2 separate regions of the Mus musculus genome follow, and region 2 is linked to region 1. A link is a contact called in ENCODE Hi-C data. All regions are on one chromosome and are shown on one strand. Each heading gives the region's core, a stretch centred on a gene start or an enhancer-like site at or near the end of the contact. The rest is flanking DNA. Distances are from core to core; before and after follow the strand shown.

Region 1 (2,700 bases), core at 158-2,657:
CAGAAAACTTTTCCTTTGGGCCGTTTCTAATAAGAGGGAGCCGGCTTTCTCCCCCTGCCCTGCTTGCTACTTCTTGCTGAGTGTAGGAACTCAGCATGACGATGCACAACAGACACGTGCTCAAGCAGCGAGGCCTTGGTGCTGTGTCCTGAAGATCACAGAACCCAGTGGACACTGACTGAGCTCCAAGATCCCTTCATCGGTGCCTTGGTTCTGGGATCTGGCTGTGCTCCCTGGTGCAGGGACAGCTGCCCGAGAAAATAGGCATGTGGCCCGGCTGCGCCAGCAGTAGCCCAAGGTTCATCACCGCGCCAGGATTCCTCTTGTTTTTGAGTTGTAAGAGGAGTAGTTGGGGGAGGAGACCGGGGAGGGGAGAAGCGCAAAAGTGGGTGGGAGCGGCGCGAGGATTGGGAGGGAAGTAGTGAGCCACGAGGATTTCATCATGCAAACAGGCGGGTAGGTTTCATCAGCGTCTATACTGGGGCTCCAGGGCAAGCTGGGAATGCCTGGTTCCCGGAGGCCGGCCCCCACCCGCGCCAACTCAGCTTCCTCTTCCTCATCCTCCGCCACTTGGGCCAGTTCAACGCTGTGCCCTGCCCCCCAGGCCCGAGGAACGTGTTGTTCTGCACTACACCAGACGCCGCCCCTGCAGGAATCTCTCTCTTAACACAAGCCACAGGTGGCAGAGAAGCACCCTCAGCGTCCAGCCTCCATTAATGAGCGAGTGTCCAAAGCAAAGAGGGCTGCCTCCGGAAAGGTTAAAAAAAAAAAAAGTGTGCAGGCGTCACTTATTCCAAGGGAGATCAACTAAACTTAATCTCCAGGCCAGCCTCTTTCCCTGATCTTGTCCCACCCCAAACTGCCCTGACACCCACAGAGGTCGCCCTTAAGCACATGGTGGTCCTGGCAGAGTGCCTATCTGTATGCTCAGGGCACTCTGCCGTATCTCCCAGGAAAAGGCTAATAATGCAGGCAGTTTGCAGCCGGGTTCCAGACCACGCTCCACCACACCCAGAAGGCGAGCAACCGAGACGGTGACCCTTCTGCTTTCCCGACGCCCCTCGTCCGTTCTGGCCAGCTACCGAACCCCTCGAATGCCGCCCTCCCCGTCGCACGTGAGACTCCGGATCCCGACGTATCCTCCAGCCCCCCGAGGTCGCCCGTGACCCCGGCCAGCGCCTACCTCCCGGGGTGGTGCTGAAGAGCGTGCCGCCCGGAGTGGTGCTGTAGTCCCCGGGCGGGAGCTGCACGCCATCGCCGAGGGCTACGCGGCGAGTGGGGATGGCCCGGCTGGGAGTCTGGCTGCAGCTGCTGCCCGCCGACATGTCTCCTGCACGCCGCCCACGACCCTCCAGCAACCCCGCGGCACCTCGGCCCAGCCCTTCTCGTGCCCGGCCCGCCCCTTCCGCCTGGGCTCCACGCCCCCTGAGACTTGCGGTCCGCCCGGCCCCACCCAGCCCCAGCCCGCTGCCTGCAAGTGGTTCCCCAGCTGCTGACCTAGGCAGCTTCTGTCCTCTCCAGTGCAGGAACCCCAGTGTGGGCCCCTTGGGTTCCCTGGTTCCTCCCCGAGACTCTGGGAAGATCTAGGTAGGGATGACGGTGGCAGAACTCTCCGATTTGGTGGCAGCGTCTCAGCGCACCAGACCGCCTGCTTTCTATATTAGGATGTGACCTCTCGATCCCAGGCCGATCCTCAGAGAAGAAAGGGTGGGCTGATCCTTCGCCATTCTTAACGTTTCTACAGCTTTTACAGTTTTACAGTTTTTAGGAGTCAGAGCAGCGGCTGCACAGCGCACATTCCTGGACTTGGAAGGAGTAGTGGAAGAGTAAGAGGGACCTAGCCAGCCAGCTAGGAACCGAATATAAATCTGATGAGGAATGGGCAGGATCGAAGCTCTGCGTACTGTGGGCTGGGAGGATTAGAGTTAACCGGTCAAAGATCCGCATAGTACTTGGACTGGGTTCCACTCCAGCACTTTGTCTGGTAGTCACTAGGGAGGGAAGGGAAAATGCATGTCCAATCGGTTACAGTGTCTGTGTCAATCAATCTCCATATGGTAGGAAATGCCTATAATCCCGACCGTGAGGAGGCTGAAGCCCTAGGAGGATCCCAAGTTGACAGCCGAGGGAGGGCCAGAACCCTGTTCTCACTGTTGTCCGGGCTGGCCTGAGAGAACACACTGGGCCACCTTCCTCCCTTTGGGAGAAGCATGTTGAAAGGGGTTTTGCTTTTTGCCTTGTTTGGTTGTTCTAGAGGCCCCAGATTTCCTGGAACTACGATTTCAGGGAAGGGCCTGTTTATAAAGTCCAACATCCAAGTTCAGCATTCAAGTGGTCCACACTTGTCCCAGCAATGAGGAGACTGAAGCAGGAGGATTCTAGCCTGTGCTACCCAGCAAAACCCTGTCTCAGACACAGAAAGAAGAGAGAGAGACTTAAGCTGGGCATGCTAGCTCAGAGAAACTGAGACAGGAGCATTACAGAAAAGCTGAGGGCAGACATGGTTGTGGCGAGTTTGATGCACAGCCTGGGCCAGACATGTTAAGACGCTGTCTTAAACCGTGAAAGAGAGAGAGAAAAAAAAACACGGGGAAGGGGAAGCTTGGAACACAGCTCACTTGGTAGACAGTTTACCACGTATACACTAAGTCCACGGTTAAATCCGAAGCATCAACATAAAAACTGAACGTGGTGGCACTT
Region 2 (2,700 bases), core at 1-2,500, 3.9 Mb before region 1:
CACTTACTTCTACCGCATTCTCCCAATAAACCTTCCTTTCTTAAAAGATATTTTATTTACATTTCAAAGGTTATTCCCTTTCCTAGTTTCCCCTCCGAAAATCCCCTACCCCCTCCCCCTGCTCCCCAGCCCACCCACTCCCATTCCTGGCATTCCACTCCAGGCATTCCCTTATACTGGGGCATAGAACCTTCACAGGATCTAGGGCCTCTCCTCCCATTGATGACCGACTAGGCCATTGTCTGCTACATATAAACCTTTCTAAAAGAACCTGTCTCCACTAACTTACTTTGCGTTATCCTCATCGTTATCACCATTGCCAGCATCCGGCTATGACCTCCCTGTAAAACTCAAGTTGGTCTCAAGCTCCCGAACCAACCTCCCCACTAGCTGAGTGTTCACAGCTGCCTCGTTGCTTTTACAGCACTTAACAGTACTTAAACATTATATTATACAGTTTATGGTACAAGTCTCTGAATCCCATTGCTAAGTAAGGACCTTGAGGGTGTAGAACATTGTTCCCCTTCATTGCTCTGTCCGGGACTGTATTTGGCACATGACAATTTCTTCAAAATCACTTGAACTACTTAATGGCTTTCAAAAGGGAGAACTGGGGAAGCAACCCTCATTTTATTATCACTCCTGCTGACCTTTTAAAAGCACTTTCTCAGGCCTGGATAATGGCTCAGGAAGGAGTGTGAGTCTGGTAACCCGAGTTTGATCCTTACAGAAGGAGCAAGGGAGCGACAGTAGAATCTGTCCGTTTGGGGGTCACATGCATACAGGTTTTTTTCGTTTGTTATGTTGTTTCCCCATACGACACTGCCGTGTGTGTTTCAAAGTGAGAACGGAGATGGCTGCTAGAAGTTCCCGCGGGTTGGTAAAAGAGCTGACGGCTTCAGGCTTTCCAGGCACGCGGCCACGGCCAGAAATGGGACGGTAATTAGCATTAAAGCCCCGCGCGTGCACAAGTGACTCGGAGGGTGCGCCTTGGGTTAGAGAGGACAAAGAAGCCCCACTTTTTAGAGGTTTGGAGCTCGCGCAGAGACACAGCAAGCAGGACAAGACGATATGTGCGCTCCTAGGGCAAGGGCTGCCGGAGGCGAGCACGCCAGGATCCAAGCGTGCGCTGGCGCGGAAGCGCGCATGCTCACTGTGCCCGGGGACGTCACGGGCTTCTGGGACACTGAGACGTTCTCGCGATAGGTTAGTGGCTCTCCGGAAGTGGCTCCGCGGAAGAAGCGTGGCCGCTTCCCCGGTCCTTCCTAATGCGGCGAGCTGAGCTGCCGGCACCATGCAGTCGGACGACGTGAGTTTTCCTCCTCTCGCCTTGGCACCACTGGGTTTTGCGCGGCATTTCGCTCATTTAGGATTCAGTCCCGCACGCTCAGACGGCCCGTTTGTCTCCGCTTCTCCCGGATGGCGAGACTTGCAGAGCCCCGATTTCCGATAGTGGCTTCCCACGCGCGTGTAGAAGGCCAGGCCACCCCAGCCCCAGCCCGCCGGGTGGGCTTCCTTAGTCCCTAGTGCTTGGCAGTGAAGCCCTTTGTGCCAGCTGCCATCTGAACGGCAGTTGTCTCGGGGTGGCAAGGCGGGAGAGATGCGATGTTTAAAATCCGTGCTTAGGGAACTCCTCCATGAGCGCTACCTCTCCAGTGTTAGGCTTTTTATTTTGCTCTGCAGCCTGCCCGAGGCGTAGTTTCGGAAGTAAGACTTCGTTTGTCTGTTCACAGAGTTGTAAGTACATAGCCAGTATCCAACTGGTGTAGGTTCAGTGTGATGATTGGTTGTTAACAGTCGGGCAAAAGACATTTAAAAAAAACCAAAAAAACCTCTGCTCTCATGAGCACTCTGGGGATGGAGAATAACGGTACTATGAAAGAGGAGTAATGGAGAAAGAGCGGTAGATCAGTCACATTGGGCTAAAAACCCCAGAATTGGGACTGAGGCAGCCACTGAAGAGCCGTAGGAATAGTAAAGGTACAAAGATGAGAGATAGGGAAGGACTTGTTACAGGAATCCAGAGGATGAGGGGGAGACTGGATTTGATAGGCTTGCCCGGACAAGGTCAGGGAGAACCTTGAAGGAAATGGTTTCCAGGTCTTTTTTAGTGGGAACTAGGGAGAACTGTTGTATTTTTTTTTTTTTTTAATTTAAGAAGAGCGTGAAAATGAGAGTTGCACTGGGGTATGTTTACCATCGGGATCCTTTTAGAGATGCTAAGTGGGCAGCTGGGCGCACAGACAAATCCGGTGCCCAGGAAAGAGGTGTGACCAAATGATGTGTAAGAGGTCTGACCACGAAGCTGAATAATACACCCACTCCACTTCTCGTTTCCTACAATCCTTACCCCTGTGTGTTTTATTCTTTGGCCCTTCGTTCTTCCCCCCTTTAACTGCTCTAGGGTCCTTCTTGGCTCTTCAGTGCAGTCCATCTAGAGACCTTTATGCTCACACACACACCCCCATATGTGGCTTTAGTGATTGCAACTTGATGCACCGTTTTTATATACTATGCACTTCACCAGGTTCCGGGATGTAAGGACCGTAGGATTGTTCTCATCCAGCAAACGCCAGGGTTTGTGTTTGGAGACGGCAGTGCCTTTACTTTAGAGTGCAGAACACATTAGAGAGACAAGGTAGAAGGTAATAAGGTTGTGATGATGGTGTGTATATCTAAGTATCTAGTGCTGTGCAGAAT

What was found. A loop is a pair of places that touch in the nucleus more often than their neighbours do.
Region 2: a map of T-helper 1 cell shows a loop between it and region 1 (4-fold over the local background). The contact joins the promoter of Mak16 here to the promoter of Eif4ebp1 in region 1. A Hi-C loop is called at or near these places in 2 of 37 maps with a recorded cell type or tissue (T-helper 1 cell and T-helper 17 cell).

Annotation. Positions count from the first base shown.
Region 1 is chr8:27,259,034-27,261,733 of GRCm38, reverse strand. It overlaps Eif4ebp1 (eukaryotic translation initiation factor 4E binding protein 1), which reads right to left and starts at 1,407. Exons shown (of 3, transcript NM_007918.3): 1 at 1,184-1,407. The coding sequence starts at 1,325.
Region 2 is chr8:31,167,274-31,169,973 of GRCm38, reverse strand. It overlaps Mak16 (MAK16 homolog), which reads left to right and starts at 1,250. Exons shown (of 10, transcript NM_026453.3): 1 at 1,250-1,309. The coding sequence starts at 1,295.